Regions from separate parts of the Homo sapiens genome. Here all the other regions are linked to region 1. A link is a contact called in ENCODE Hi-C or POLR2A ChIA-PET data. All regions are on one chromosome and are shown on one strand. Each heading gives the region's core, a stretch centred on a gene start or an enhancer-like site at or near the end of the contact. The rest is flanking DNA. Distances are from core to core; before and after follow the strand shown. Region 1 holds the start of ERGIC1 (endoplasmic reticulum-golgi intermediate compartment 1). Region 2 holds the start of STK10 (serine/threonine kinase 10). Region 3 holds the start of FBXW11 (F-box and WD repeat domain containing 11).

Region 1 (4,386 bases), core at 272-2,771:
AGCTCTATCCCCACTCGAAAAGAGCAATGATAGTCAACCCTGTCTTGCATTTACTCTGTGCCAGGCATTTGCTGACCTTGGATATCATCCCAAATGCACACTTGATTCAGTAGGTCTGGCCTGGGGACAAGAGTCTGTCCTGTGATGGCCATGTGGCTGGTCTGTGGACCACAGTTTGAGGAGGGAGGATTCGAGGTCAAAGATCCATCATTGCATGTTTCCTCCCACACAGGGCCAACGAATGGCTGTTTGGAAGCAGTGGCTGCTCAAGATCCCTTAACTCTCCCTGCTGTCCCTAGGTTTCCAGTTCAGGCTGAGATTTCCTTTTCTCCCCCAACAGTGTCAGACCACTGACACTGAATGAATGAATGAATGAATGAGTGAATGAATGAAAAGGGAACGCAGAGGTCAGGTCCCGGCATATGCTCTAGGGGAAGGCTTTGGTTCACCACGTCACCCTACCCCAGACCCCGTGCTAGTGTTGTCCCTTCTGAATCCTCCCGGAGGAACCAGCACTGCTGTTCCCCTCTATTTACACAGGGGGAAACTGTCCATTGACTCTGCTTTTGGAACCCGAGCCCTCACCATTCTCCCCTGGGTTTTTTGAAGCCCTGTCCCACCACAACCTTGGAGAAAGGGCCAGTGACAGAACCTCGGGGAAGTTCAGAGTGAGTTTCCCCTACTCAGGTCTTGTGTGACCTCAACTACCATCTCCTCTAATCCAGCAGTCACGGAGGCAGCTGCTCTGTATTCCTGAGGAGGAAACTGAGGCTCTAAGAAGGAGACAATCGGCACAGTCCACGTTGGCCAAGTCACAGTGCAGGTCCCATCTGCCTCTGCCACAACCCTGCATGTTCTCGATGGACCTGGTTCAGAGCAGATGCTCTGTGAATGCCCACTGGAGTGAACGACAGGGGCAGATGGAAGCAGGGACAGCCACTGCCAGCCTCAATAGTTTCAGGTGCCTGGCACTGTGCTAAGCCAGTCTCCTGTTTCTCAGCTGATCCCCAGGAAAACCCCCTCAAGTAGGTGTCATCGTCCTCTTTGTGCAGATATGCAAAAGGGGCGGGGCGGGGGGGGGGCGCTCTGAGAAGCCCAGTGGCTTTCCCAGAGAGACACGGCAGGGGCAGAGGTGAGTCCACCTTAACAGCCTAGGATGGCCGACCTCTTCCCTTCCCCCACAGTATTAGGCCCTCACTCAGAGCTAGACGCTGTGCACGGCCAAAGTCTGTATCACCCCGCCCCCCGCCCCCAACTCAATCACAGTTCAGTGAAACTGTTTACAAATGCAAAAAACTGGGCTCGGAGAAGCAGAGAATTTGTCCGAGGGCATCCAAAGAGATGGAGAAGGAAATCTAAGTGGGAGGCTTGAAGGAATGAGTACTGGAGTCTTTGGGGGACTCCCTTCCCTTCCGACAGCCTCGACTCTCCGCCCCTTCCCTGCCTGCCCGCGGGCCCCTTTAACCGGGTGGCGGAAGGGGCGGCCGGGCGGGCGGCGCCCAATGGGCTGCGCGGAGCGTCACTTCCCGGCAGCGGGAGGCGAGTGGCGAGTGGCGAGTGGCGAGTGTCAGGGGGGCGGCCGGCGGGGGCGGGGCGGCCGGAGGAGGCGTTGGCAGCGGGCTCGGACCCACGCGGCGCCGCGGCCCGCCTGGCCTGCAGCGCTCCCACCCCCGGCGGCGGCACGATGCCCTTTGACTTCAGGAGGTGAGTGTGGCGACCCCGGCCAGTCGGGAGTTCCCTCAGCGGGCAGAGGGAGCGCCCCGGCACGCCGCGGACCCCTCCCGCCCTGCATGCAAAAGCGGCTCCCCGCCCTGTGCATGCCTCCGCAGGCCCCTAGGGACCCCAGGCGAGCCCCCCCCCTGCCGCACACGAAGCCAGCCAGAGCCGCGGAGGCCCCCTCGTGCAGCGGGAGACAAATCCACCCACCTTCCCTCCGCCGAGCCCCCTCCCCAGCCTGCCCGGATACCTTGCATTCCCCTCCCCCACACTAGGAAACATTTCCTCCCTCCTCCCAGATGGGAACAGCCCATAACACCCCAGCATCCCTCTCCTCCCTCTACTGAGCCTCCTTGGTGGACCCCACCTCAGCTGACAGGTGGGGCAGGGCACCTGGAATGAGTCCGGAGGGGCCTGGGGCCCCATGCAGCCTGCCGGCAGCTGGAGGGTTTTAAGTTTCTATAGCCTGAGGCTCCCCCAGGCCGGGCAGATCGGGAGGCCTGCCCCCGCCCCTCCCTCCCTCAGCCCCAGCCCTGTCCGCTGGGTATGGGGGCACCATGGGAAGGGGAGGAGGCGCCTTGGGCAGGACTCTGCAGAAGGGCCACCGGGGTCTGGCCTTGGCTTTCTGCAGTCACCACAATGGGTCCTTTGTGGGGTCCAGCTGCCTCATGGTCTAGGTTGCATGGGGCATTCTGGAAGCCTGCGGGGGAAGAGATCTCCACCAGAGGTTCCCTTGAGGTGTGGAGCCCCAGGGGATGTCCTGGCCTGAGGCAGCCACACTTGGTGTCTGGCTGGGAAAAGAGCAGGGCTTTAATGCAGGGAGGAGCTGGATTAGAATCCTGGCTCTGCCCTTTCTACTGAACAGCTCGGTATATTCTAGAAGTTAGGGGCAAAGGCTCTGGGTTCAGAACTCCCTGTCGCCGCTCGGCTGGCTGACCTCAGCAAGTCTCCGAGCGCCCTCAGTTTCACCACCTGCAAATTGGGGCTAAAAATAAGGTCTCCGCTTGTGACGACTGAGTGCGTGAAACACCCTTAGCAGAGTCTGGCATGATTTAGAGCTCAGAAATAGGGCATTAGTGGATGGGGGGTGTTCTCCAGGAGGGGTTTTCCACATCCACAAAATAGTGATTCAGATGCCTGTGCCACAGGAGGTATTTCTTCCCCTCTTCTTGCATGTGAAGGCAGTGTAAAGTGACAGTCTACCCAGAGAGAAAGGCCCTTAGCCTGCCATGACCCCCATAGCATGGGATATATTGGGGTTTAGGCCCAAAGAGGACACTGGTCTTGGACCTCTTGATTGGTTGACATGGTTTTCCAGCCTGTCCGGGTCCCTGATACCAGCTAGCAAATGTTTGCCGGCTTCTTGCCCCTGCCGGGCAGCCCTGAGGCTAGCAGACCTAGGCAGTTTTGAACAAGGACAGCCCCTCTGGTGGAATTCAAGGTCAGTCCTAATAGCATCAGTTAAGTCTGGGCCATAAGAGCTGTGGTCGGCACATCAATTTCTGGTTCCACAAAGCCTCCCCTTACCCAGGCCAACCATAGGGATTCGTGCCACCGCCGCCCCCTGCCCCTGTGTGATTCAGTAGGTTCCGGTGATTTTGAGCTTGCTGGGGAAATTGCTGTTTTTGATCTTTTAATCCTTTCTCCCTGCACCTCACCCTTCCGTCTTACCAAGGAGGAAATGAGGCTCCAGGGATGAGGGCCTTATCTTGGACTTTATGGGTGCTAAATGGGAAGGGTAGACTTAGGTCTCAGGTCACACATGGCTCCCAACCTTGTGCTCCTTGAATTGGTGGCTTGTGGGGGCAGGTAAGGGAAGTAAGGAAAATGGGTAAGGCCAGCTCTAGCCTTTGGCCTTGGAAGGGCCCTGTGTCAGGCATTGATATTTAAAGAGAGAAATGCTCAGCTCTGAGAAGCTGGCTAGTCTGGGGCTCCCTTGGCATACTTCAGGTCCCTGAGTGCCCAGGTGTCAGGGGGCCCAGCTTAACTAGGAAATACTCTCAGGGCTTGGGCTCACTGCGGAATGGTGAGAATGGATTCAGTGCTTCACGTTTGCACCTTGGAGGATGAGCCATGTGTGCCCAGCAAACCTGCACTCTTTAAGCTCTGTGAACTTCAAGGCTCCAGGACCTGGGTTCTACTGAGGGTTCGACCATCCCCATGCACCTTCCTCCGCTTCAGTGTGCATTCATCAAGCATTCATCAAGTGTCCAGTCCATGCTCAGCCCTCTGCCACAGGCCCCACCGTGAGGAGGTGGGTGGCATGTGGTCCGGCTCTCTTTGCATTCCAAGAGAAGGGAGGAGGGCTTATGGGGTCCCAGGAGTGGGGGTGTGCGTGAACTGGCACGCAAGGAGCATCTACCACTGTATACACACTTTGGGGTGCAGACATCGATTCCCTTGTCACCTGAGAGAGGGAGTTTTAATCTTCATTTTAAATCAAAGGAGAGGGGAGCTCCACTGAGTAGAAGCCCTTTGCTCTGGCCATGCAGTGCATGAGCTGGTGGATCTGGGATTTGAACTTGGGGCTGTTAGCTCCAAAGCCTTAGATCTGGGAGAAAAGGGAGAGATTGGAGGGGCCCACCATCCTGTCAGCTCTTTTAAGAATTGTGGGGAGTGGAGAGGGGTATACCGTGATTAGACCTCCTCCCCCAGTTCAAGGCCAGGGAG
Region 2 (4,761 bases), core at 1,614-4,113, 650 kb before region 1:
CTGGTTCAAACGTTTCTCTTGCCTCAGCCTCCTGAGACGCTGGGATTACGGGCATGCATCACCATGCCCGGCTAATTTCTGTATTTTTAGTAGAGACAGGGTTTCACCATGTTGGCCAGTATGGTCTGAATTTCCTGACCTCATGATCTGCCTGCTTCAGCCTCCCAAAGTGCTAGGATTACAGGCGTGAGCCACCACGCCCGGCCCAAAAAACCCATATGTTTAGCATACGCTAAAAACACCAACTGAACCTTCTGGAGAAAGTGGGTCCTGTGGTGAGCTGACCACAGGGGTCCAGCTGCCCTCACAGTAGTCAGAGCACAGCTGCAGGAGCAGGCTCTGTCTAAGGCAGTCAAGGACACTGGCAGTGTCCAGAGACAGTTGCAAGGCTGAGGATCGTTCTCTGGTGCCACCAGGAAGAAGATGCAGCTCTGAGGAGAGTAAAGAAAAGACGTGCTGAGGACAGGGTGAGCTGGCTGCCCTCAAATATGGGCAAGGCCCTCAGGCAAAGGAGGACAGCAAGTCGGGGCAGTCCAAAAGCACTGCCTCTCGGATCACAAGACCTCTCCCTACCCCATAACAGGAAGTGTGGGCTCAGAGGGGAGGTGGCAAGGAAACAAAACAGGCACCAGGCCAGGCACAGTGGCTCACGCCTGTAATCCCAACACTTTGGGAGGCCGAGGTGGGTGGATCAACTGAGGTCAGGAGTTCGAGACCAGCTTAGACAACATGGTGAAACCCCGTCTCTACTAAAAAAACAAAAATTAGCCAGGCATGGTGGTGTGTGCCTGCAATCCCAGCTACTTGGGAGGCTGAGGTAGGAGAATTGCTTGAACCCAGGAAGTGGAGGTTGCAGTGAGGGCCGAGATCAAACCACCGCACTCCAGCTTGGGCAATAGAGTGAGACTCCGTCTCACAAAAAATAAAAATAAAAAAAGACACTGAGTGGGCCTGGTTGGTCTCAAAATTGCCACCGCTCCAGGTCAGGCAGGGTGGCTCACCGCTGTAATCCCAACACTTTGGGAGGCTGAAACGAGCTGATTTCATGAGCTCAGGAGTTCATGACAAGCCTGGGCTACGTGGCGAAACCCCAAGTCTACAAAAAATACAAAAATTAGCCGGGCTGTGGTGTGCACCTGTAGACCTAGCTACTCCGAAGGCTGAGGCAGGAGAATTGCTTGAGCCCAGGAGGCAGAGGTTGCAGTGAGCCGAGATCGGGCCACTGCACTCCAGACTGAGCAACAGAGGGAAACCCTGTCTCAAAAAAAAGAAAAGAAAAAAGAAAAAACGCCACCACTCCAAGCCTCTAGGGCAGTACTTCTCAAACCTATTTGCTTAGGAATCACCTGGGATCTTATTAAAACGTAGACTCTAATTCAGCAGGTCGGGGCTGGGCATGAGATTGTTCACTTCTGACAAGCTCCCAAATGATGCTATTATAACACCGGTCATCTAGGAACTACTTCGGTAACTAGGCGATAGACCACTTCCAAGTCAGAGGAGAAGGCCTGGAGAAGCCTTCTCTGTGGTCCAGCCTCATAGAACGGCAATCCTAGGGTCAGAGTGCCCTACAAGCTACAGGAGCCCCAAGGAGGAGGATAGTGGCTTAGAAGAGAGGTGCTCTCCTGGAGGTATACACCAATTTAACAAGTGGGCGTCTCCCAGTAAAAATTTTCTTAGGGGAAAGGGGGGAGTCAAGCTGTAGGTGTTGGCTCCCTAAAACAACTCACCACCTCAGAATTAGCTCCCAGGAGCAGAAACCAACGTCCTGCTGCCACACTTCTCTAGACTCAATCAGCTCTGCCCCACCCACTCCACAAAAGCTCTCTGCCGCGTCTTCCTCTAGGGGAGAGGTGACTGCAGGCTGGGAGACTCCCCAGCTGTGACTCAGACCGACGGAATCAAATCTGTTCCCCCAGGCTCAGCATTCACCAGATCCTGACCTCCCCCTCTGACCAGCCCCAACCCACCTTTCCAAGCCCCACCTCTCAGTCCATGGGCCACCCCTCGCCCACCCCACTTCCCTGTCTCTGGCTCATCTTCAGATGTGTCCCTAGCTCCCAACCCGTCCAAGCGCAGCCGAGTTTCTCGGTCCACATCGCCTCGATATTCCCACAGCATCTGTGGTCTCTCTTAAAAAAAAAAGTGTGCCCGTATCGCCGTTTTACGGAACGTCCCTGGAAGGTCCCTCGAGTGGCCCTCTCGGATGCTGAGGTCCTGTCAACGCCCCTTTGTCTCCCCGTGCGGCGCCGAGCGCAGTGCAGGACACACAGGAAGTGCTCCGAAACAGGGCTAGGGTGGGGGCGGCAACCGTGCCCGGAGGGGGCGCCCAGAGCGCAGGGACTCGGCCGGGCCGAGTGATGTTCCCCCCAAAAAACAAGAGTCATCGGGATGAGGGCCAGGGACCCCGAATTCAGCGCCGGGCAGCCCTCGGAGCCGGAGCCAGGCTGGCCGGGTCCGGCTCAGGCATCCCTTCCTTCCGGAGCCCCTCGACGCGCGTCCGGCCACCCACCTCAGCGCCCTCACCTTGTAAACCTTGCCGAAGGCGCCGTCGCCCAGCTCGCCCACGATCTCCCACACCTCGTTGGGGTCCAGGTCGCGGCGGACGTGCTCATATTCGCGGGACTTTCTCTTCTCGAAGGTAGACAGGCGCAGGATGCGGCGGAAATTGGCAAAAGCCATGGCCGGGGGCGCGGTGGCGCCGGCTCGGGCTCGGGCTCGGGCTCGGGCTGTGGCTTCGGCGGCCGCGAGGAGAAGGAGGAGGAGTTGGAGGACGCCGCGTCTCTCGGGGTTCTCCCCAGACCCGCCTTTCCCCGCAGCCCGACCTCGGTCAAGTGTGCCCTGGGCAGCGCCGCGCCGGGAGCACCCGGAACCGCGCAGGCGGCGGCGTGCCCGCCCCCGCCCCCGCCCTGTCAGGTCCCCAGGGCCGCCTCCCTTGTGCCGGCCTCGCAGCTCCTGCCCGGCCCAGCCCTGCCTGCGAGAGCCTCGGACCCGTTCCAGGGGACCGTCCCCGCGCCCGCCCACCGGCCCGGCTCCACCCGCCGCTCCCCGGCAGAGCCCCGGGACCCCCTAATTGGCTGCGGGCGCTCCCCGGCTCCGCCCGTCGCCGCAGGGCACTCTGGAAACTGTAGTCCCCCCACACCACGCTCCGCGAGCCGCGGGCTGGGCTTTGGGGAAGCTTCGGGGACCGCTCGGTGGGACCGCTCATGGACTCAGGAGCCCGCCCGCCGCGCCGCGTGGCTCCCAAAACTTTTATGGGAGCAAGCGGGACGGCGACTTGGCATTTCGCGAGAGCCCACGGATCGTTGTCAGCGCCCAGAAGGTGAACCTGCACTCGTTCATTTAATCCTCCCGCAGCTATTCCGCTAGGCTGCCCTCGCCCCCACTTTTCCGATGGGGACGCCGGCAGGCGAGGGCACTCGCCCCAGGCACACACGCTGGCTGCCCGTCTGCTGCGGGTTCCTCGGCGCGGTGCTGCCTCCTAGTGTGCGACGGGCAACGCCGGTGCAGCCGCGGCCAGTCCCTGCAGGGCCCGGCTTCCCGGCGCGGTCCTTTCCAGGGGCTCCCCGTCCACGATCCACAAACCTGCCAGGATTAGAGGGCTGGGAGAAAGAGCTCCTTTGGCACTGATTTCTCTTATGTTTCCTGATGGGTTTGCGGATGTATTTGCATATTAAATAAAAACTTTATTCTAATTTTTAATTTCCTAGTTTCAAAAAAGATGAGCGCACTACATACAGATCAAACTAAAGTCTTCTTTGAGCACCTTCATTCTCGATCCTGGCTACTTGAGTCACTTCACTGCTACTGTTGCCTGTTTGTCCTATAGACGGTTATAACATGCTTTTACCTGAATCTAAGGAGAGTGCTGGGGGTGGGGGGGGGGGGCGGGCAGTCTGCAAGGGTTATTATTTGGACCGTGTCATAAACAAGTTGAGTCTTCGCAAATGTCACAGTTCAATAGCTCCAACCCCAGAGAACGGCTGTGTTGAGGTGTTTTCGCCCCTTCCTCGGTGCTTTGTTCGAAAACATCCTTTGAACAGTGTGCAAACACCAAGCATGGTTTTCCACTGGGAAAGCCAGCTCAAGAAGCCTGCGATGCTGGTAGTGGTCGGCGCAGAGGGTGTCCTGGTTGCTAAGCCGTTCGGAATGTTTCCACAGCTGCAGGAGTGCCTGGAATTGTAGAGGGTCTTTAAAAGAAGGAAACGCCGCTCGTCGCTGACCGTTCTCATTGAGTCAGGCGCTGTCTGAACCTCCCAAAACATGCTGAAAGGCAGGTCTTTCATTTGTTTCAGACCATTTGGCCAACTGTACGAAGCGGGTGGGGAGACCAAGAGGGTTGCTTCCATACTAGGAGATGAAGGCTCTGACTCCACGAAAGCTGTAGGCCTGGAGGGCTCTGACCAGCTCTGAGAGCTCCAGAAAAGCAAGCAAGCGAGAGAAAGAGAGAGAGAAAGGAAAGAGAGAAAGAGAGAAAGAAAGAAAGAGAAAGGGAAAGGAAAGGAAGAAAGAGAGAAAGGAAAGAGAGAAAGAGAGAAAGAAAGAAAGAGAAAGGGAAAGGAAAGGAAGAAAGAGAGAAAGAAAAAGGAAAGGAAGAGAAGGAGAGAGAAAGAGGGAGGGAGGGAGGGAAGGAAGGAAGGGAGGGAGGGAGGAAGGAAGGGAAAGAAAAACGGAGAGGTTCATTCATTCAATAACACTAAGTCAAAGAAGCCAGACACAAAAGGCCCTGTGTTCTATAAATTTCCATTTATATGAAATGTC
Region 3 (4,292 bases), core at 834-3,333, 830 kb before region 1:
TTATAATTCTTTTGAAAATAAATACATTTTCGTTATTTTTTAAAGGAATAGAAATGGAAGGAGCTGGGAACAGCCAATTTCAAAGAGGCACCAAGTTACAATTTTTCGATATGAAGTACTTCTGTTGTAAGTACATGCACTGTGTGTACATTCTTAAGAATATGTAATATACTTAGTCGATTTAAGATAGTTACCAAAATAACCCACTACAAAAGTTACAGAATACCAAACACTTGACTACAAGTATGATAAATTATGCTGAAAAGGAAAAATCACTCAGTATGTGACATCCCTTTGAAAACAACCCCACGTGCACACACACACACACACACACACACGCATGCAAAAATCAAAAACTATCAGTTTCTTTTTTTCCCTCCTAGTTTTCAAGAATGCTAGAGAAGTCCAGTTCTGTGAATTATGCAAAGGACAGCAAACATTAAGCTGCCTCCATATTTATGCTACTGTACTTCCATTTTTAAAACAAGCATCTCAACTCCCCAGACACCATCATCCACAGAAACCATGCAGCTATCCAACAGACTTTCAGTGTCACCATTTATTATTTATAGCGTTAAATGGGGGAAGTGGCTCTGATGTCACCAACCCTACCCAGTGGAATCACTGACTCAATAAACATTTTCACACTGAAGAAAATCTGGCTAGGAAAACATTTTGCTGGGTTAAGTAGATTCTTCCACCTCTCCTCTCAACCCTGGGGAAGAAGTTGTTACCGTGTTAGGAAAGATACAAAGAAACTGTCAAGGCTTCCATAGGAAGAAATCCTGGACATGTCCATTTGCTGATGCAGACTTCCTCTTCCCAGCTCTCCAGAGCCCAATTTGATTTCCCTCATGTTCACGTTGGCAGGTAATATCTGCCATATTTTATTTCTTCCACCAAATCATCCATCAATTAGCAAATTCTTCACTTCTAGCCACTCTCTCACTGTCCTGTTCCTAAAAACCCCTTCTGGTTTCAAATCCTAAAGCTTCGGAGGAGGGTGGAGGGTGTCCACGGACCGGGAGTCTGGCCTGGCTGCCAGTGGTTTCTAACAGAAGAGTGGTCGCTTCCCCCGGGGGCCAAGGATTCCCCTCTTTTTTTTTTCTTTCTGAGAAGAAAGACCTCGCGGCAGTGATGAGGATGGCTCCCTCCCCAGTCATCTCCAATTTCCCAAAGCAGCTCTGGAAAACGTGAAGTTGCGCCTTCTCTTTCCTGGAGGATGGAATCCAGAGTACCTGGGCCCTTGCTATGCAAACATCCCTCTCCGCCGGGTAGGAAACCCTTTGTCCGAGAAGCCGGACACCACAAGGGCCCGGGAAAGAGGCCTCCTTATCCGCCACAGCCTCAAACCCGAAAGCTCCCTGCCCCCCCAGCTCTGTAGGGCCTATCCTGGCATCCACACAGACCTAGGCTGGGGAGTGGGTGCTGAGACCTCTCCTAGGACGCGGAGGCCCAGGCGGCCCCAACCCATCTCCGTACTCCTTCCCACCATCTCACTCGGCCTGAGTGGGGCTTGCAAGCGCGGTGCGGGCCTGGGCCGAAACAGAGGAAAGAAAAAAAAATCCCTTTCTAAAAGAAGGAGAATGGGGTGCTAGAGCGAGTGCGACCTAAGTCTACAGCATAAACGAGCGAGGGTCGTCCGAGAGCTGGGACCGGAGACGGGACCAGGGGGAGGGGGAGAAGCGAGGGGCATGGAGGGGGCCGGGCCAGGACCGGCCGGAGATGTCGAGGGATCAGAGGAGCCCGCGCCAGGTCCGAGGCCAGGGAAGGCTGGGGGCCCGGGTCTGGGTCGAGGCGTCTGGGAAGGGCCAGAGCCGGCCTCGCACCGGACGTTGAGGTGGGCAGGCCCGCCCGGGGCCGGACGGACGGAAGCACAGACGGTCCAGCGGGCCGCACTCACCATGAGCTCGATGGTCTTGTCCTCAATCACCGAGTCGGGCTCCATGGCGGCCCCGGCGGCCCCGCCTCGCTCTCCCCGCGCAGCAGCGAACGGCCCGGGCGGAGGAGGCGACGGCGGAGGCGGCAGAGGCGGAGGCGGCTATCGCACCCACTCTAGCTGCCAGCCCGCCCGGGCCGCCGGCAGCTCCGCCCTCCCCCTCGGCGAACGCAGTACGCAGATCGGGGACTACACCTCCCAGCAGGCGCCGCGGCCCGCAGAGCGTTGTGGGACCGAGCCTCTGACACCAGGTTGCTGGCTCTTGGCAGCCCGAAGCTGAACTCCGAGCTGAGAGTAGCACTGGACGGTGGGCGTAGGACGTGCAGACCTGAAGAGTTAAGAGCTTGCTCATGGCAGGGCCTCGAGAGCGCCACGACTACGTGTCCCAGAAAGCCGTGCGCCCGGGTTGTCCTTCCGGCTAGCTTCTCTTGACTTCCTGGCAGCCCAAGGCTGCCCAGACCGGGACGGAAACTCCGAGGCAACTCCTCACTTGTCGGAGGTCCTGCGTATGCGACCCATTTCCGCACATGCGCGGTCCATGCCGCAGTGCTCCCTAGACGCCTAGGTAGCTGCGCGGCCCGTCCGGCAGTGTCTGATGGTAGGGGCAGATGGTGGAGACAGGTGGGTTCTAGGTGCGTTAGGAAGGTGTATAGACCTGGGGCTCAGGTGTGGGAAGGGGCCAGCGAGTGAGAGAAGCTCGGCCTGGGGAAGAGGCTCTGAGAGGATGGGCATCCCAGGAGTGAGAGTTTCGAGATTTCTTCGGGAAAGACGGGGTTTTGGGAAATGTGCTGTGGTGCTGTCTGTATGTCACACGATCTGCGAGGAGCTGCGAGATTAAAGGGGACGTGCGTATATCGAGCCCCTCATTCATTCGTTCAGAAAATGGTTATTTTTTAAGCATCCAGCTTCCGCTGCGTACCGTTCTAGGCGCTGAGAATCAGCTCTGAACATGACAGACAAGGCTCCTGTTCTCATGGAGCTTAATTCTGGTGGAGGGACGACAGACACTAACCAAAAGAGTGGCTAAGAAGGAACACACAAGCGGAGACTCCTTCTAGTGAACTCAGCCTCCAACTCTGTGTAACTTAGGTCTGTCCGTGCCCTCTAACCAAATCCCACCAGGAAGACACGGATCGTTGAACAAGCTGGGTTTATTACTAGTTGCAGTGACTGAGAACACACATTGAGGAACGATAGGGCCTCTCGGTAAGAGTTGTTAGTGATTTGGGAGAGGGTTTAAGGAAGTGAGAGCTTCACTGGATTAGATACTGTCAGGAAGAGAGGGTCGTTCCATGATTGAGCATCTCAGTTCATCTTATCTAGAGGAAGGGAATTCTAGATTGAGGCTAAAGCTGTGCAGATAAAGAAACAGCAGCCTGGCCGGGCGCAGTGGCTCACGCCTGTAATCCCAGCACTTTGGTAAACCGAGGCAGGCGAATTGCTTGAGCGCAGGAGTTCCAGACCAGCCTGGGCAACATGGCGAAACTCTTCTCTACAAAAAATACAAAAATGAACCGGGCCTGGTGGTGCGCGCCTGTCATCTCAGTTACTTGGGAGGCAGAGGTGGGACGATCGCTTGAGCCCAGGAAGTGGAGGTTTCAGTGAATGGAGATCGCACCACTCCACTGTACCCTGAGTGATAGAGCCAGACCTTGTCTCAAAAACGAAAAAAAAAAAAAAAAGTGCAGCAGCAGCTCCCTCATATTAGCCAAGTGGGGATGTTGAGTCATTTTTTGTGGTTTGGACAATCATCAGGTTTTATCTTTTTATCGTGTTTAGACCTGATTATAGAGTGGTCTTGTATTTGTCTGGATCTATCATGGTCACAGAATGACCTCGTCTGATGTTGATGTTCTTTGGAATTGTTTTTGTTCTACAGGAAAACACAAAGCCTAGCTATAAGGGCCAGGCTGTGGTCTAGTAACATCATGGCATGGCTGATTGTACCAGGCCAGCTTCCAGATATCAGAGGCTGCTTTTCACTTTCTCAAAGTGTTTTTGCATTCTCTGCACCTATAAAGTCAAAGAGGCTGGATGACCTAGAAATCTTTCCATTACCAAGGACCAAGTTACAGTAATTTGCATGCATTCAGGACACAGTATAAGTTCCCTGCAGGTAGACTTTGAAGTTTCATAGTCCTTACCTGGTGCTTTTCACCAAGGGAATTGAAAGAAAAGCAATAGGAAGAGCACAGAATTGGAAAGTTCTTACCACTGTCATGCTATCTGAATTTCACCAGGTCCGTTCCACTATGGCCCTTAGGACATTCATTAGTAAAACAAAGGGATTAGATATGACCTCTATTTCAGTTACCTGTTGCAACACAACAAACCTCCGAAGACTTAGTAGCTT

The links. Hi-C counts contacts between places; a loop is a spot of excess contacts on that map. ChIA-PET counts read pairs that join two places held with the same protein, here RNA polymerase II (POLR2A). Pooled maps may share reads with other maps.
Region 2: a pooled map shows a loop between it and region 1 (6-fold over the local background). The contact joins the promoter of STK10 here to the promoter of ERGIC1 in region 1. A Hi-C loop is called at or near these places in 6 of 37 single-sample maps with no recorded cell type and 9 of 50 pooled maps. POLR2A ChIA-PET finds 5 or more read pairs at or near these places in 1 of 52 experiments (T-cell).
Region 3: a pooled map shows a loop between it and region 1 (13-fold over the local background). The contact joins the promoter of FBXW11 here to the promoter of ERGIC1 in region 1. A Hi-C loop is called at or near these places in 2 of 37 single-sample maps with no recorded cell type and 9 of 50 pooled maps. POLR2A ChIA-PET finds 5 or more read pairs at or near these places in 1 of 52 experiments (OCI-LY7).

The regions. Positions count from the first base shown.
Region 1 is chr5:172,832,730-172,837,115 of GRCh38, forward strand. It overlaps ERGIC1 (endoplasmic reticulum-golgi intermediate compartment 1), which reads left to right and starts at 1,522. Exons shown (of 10, transcript NM_001031711.3): 1 at 1,522-1,704. The coding sequence starts at 1,685. RefSeq lists silencers at 1,375-1,774, 2,145-2,194, 2,205-2,284 and enhancers at 2,268-3,260, 2,755-2,964, 3,261-4,252.
Region 2 is chr5:172,185,361-172,190,121 of GRCh38, forward strand. It overlaps STK10 (serine/threonine kinase 10), which reads right to left and starts at 2,864. Exons shown (of 19, transcript NM_005990.4): 1 at 2,527-2,864. The coding sequence starts at 2,682. RefSeq lists enhancers at 687-736, 1,007-1,056, 1,717-1,796, 2,849-3,624 and silencers at 2,257-2,336, 2,467-2,516, 2,817-3,176.
Region 3 is chr5:172,004,555-172,008,846 of GRCh38, forward strand. FBXW11 (F-box and WD repeat domain containing 11) reads right to left here and starts at 2,084. Exons shown (of 14, transcript NM_001378974.1): 1 at 1,904-2,084. The coding sequence starts at 1,948. RefSeq lists enhancers at 1,249-1,368, 1,968-2,595, 2,139-2,408, 3,851-4,292 and silencers at 1,709-1,818, 1,829-2,108.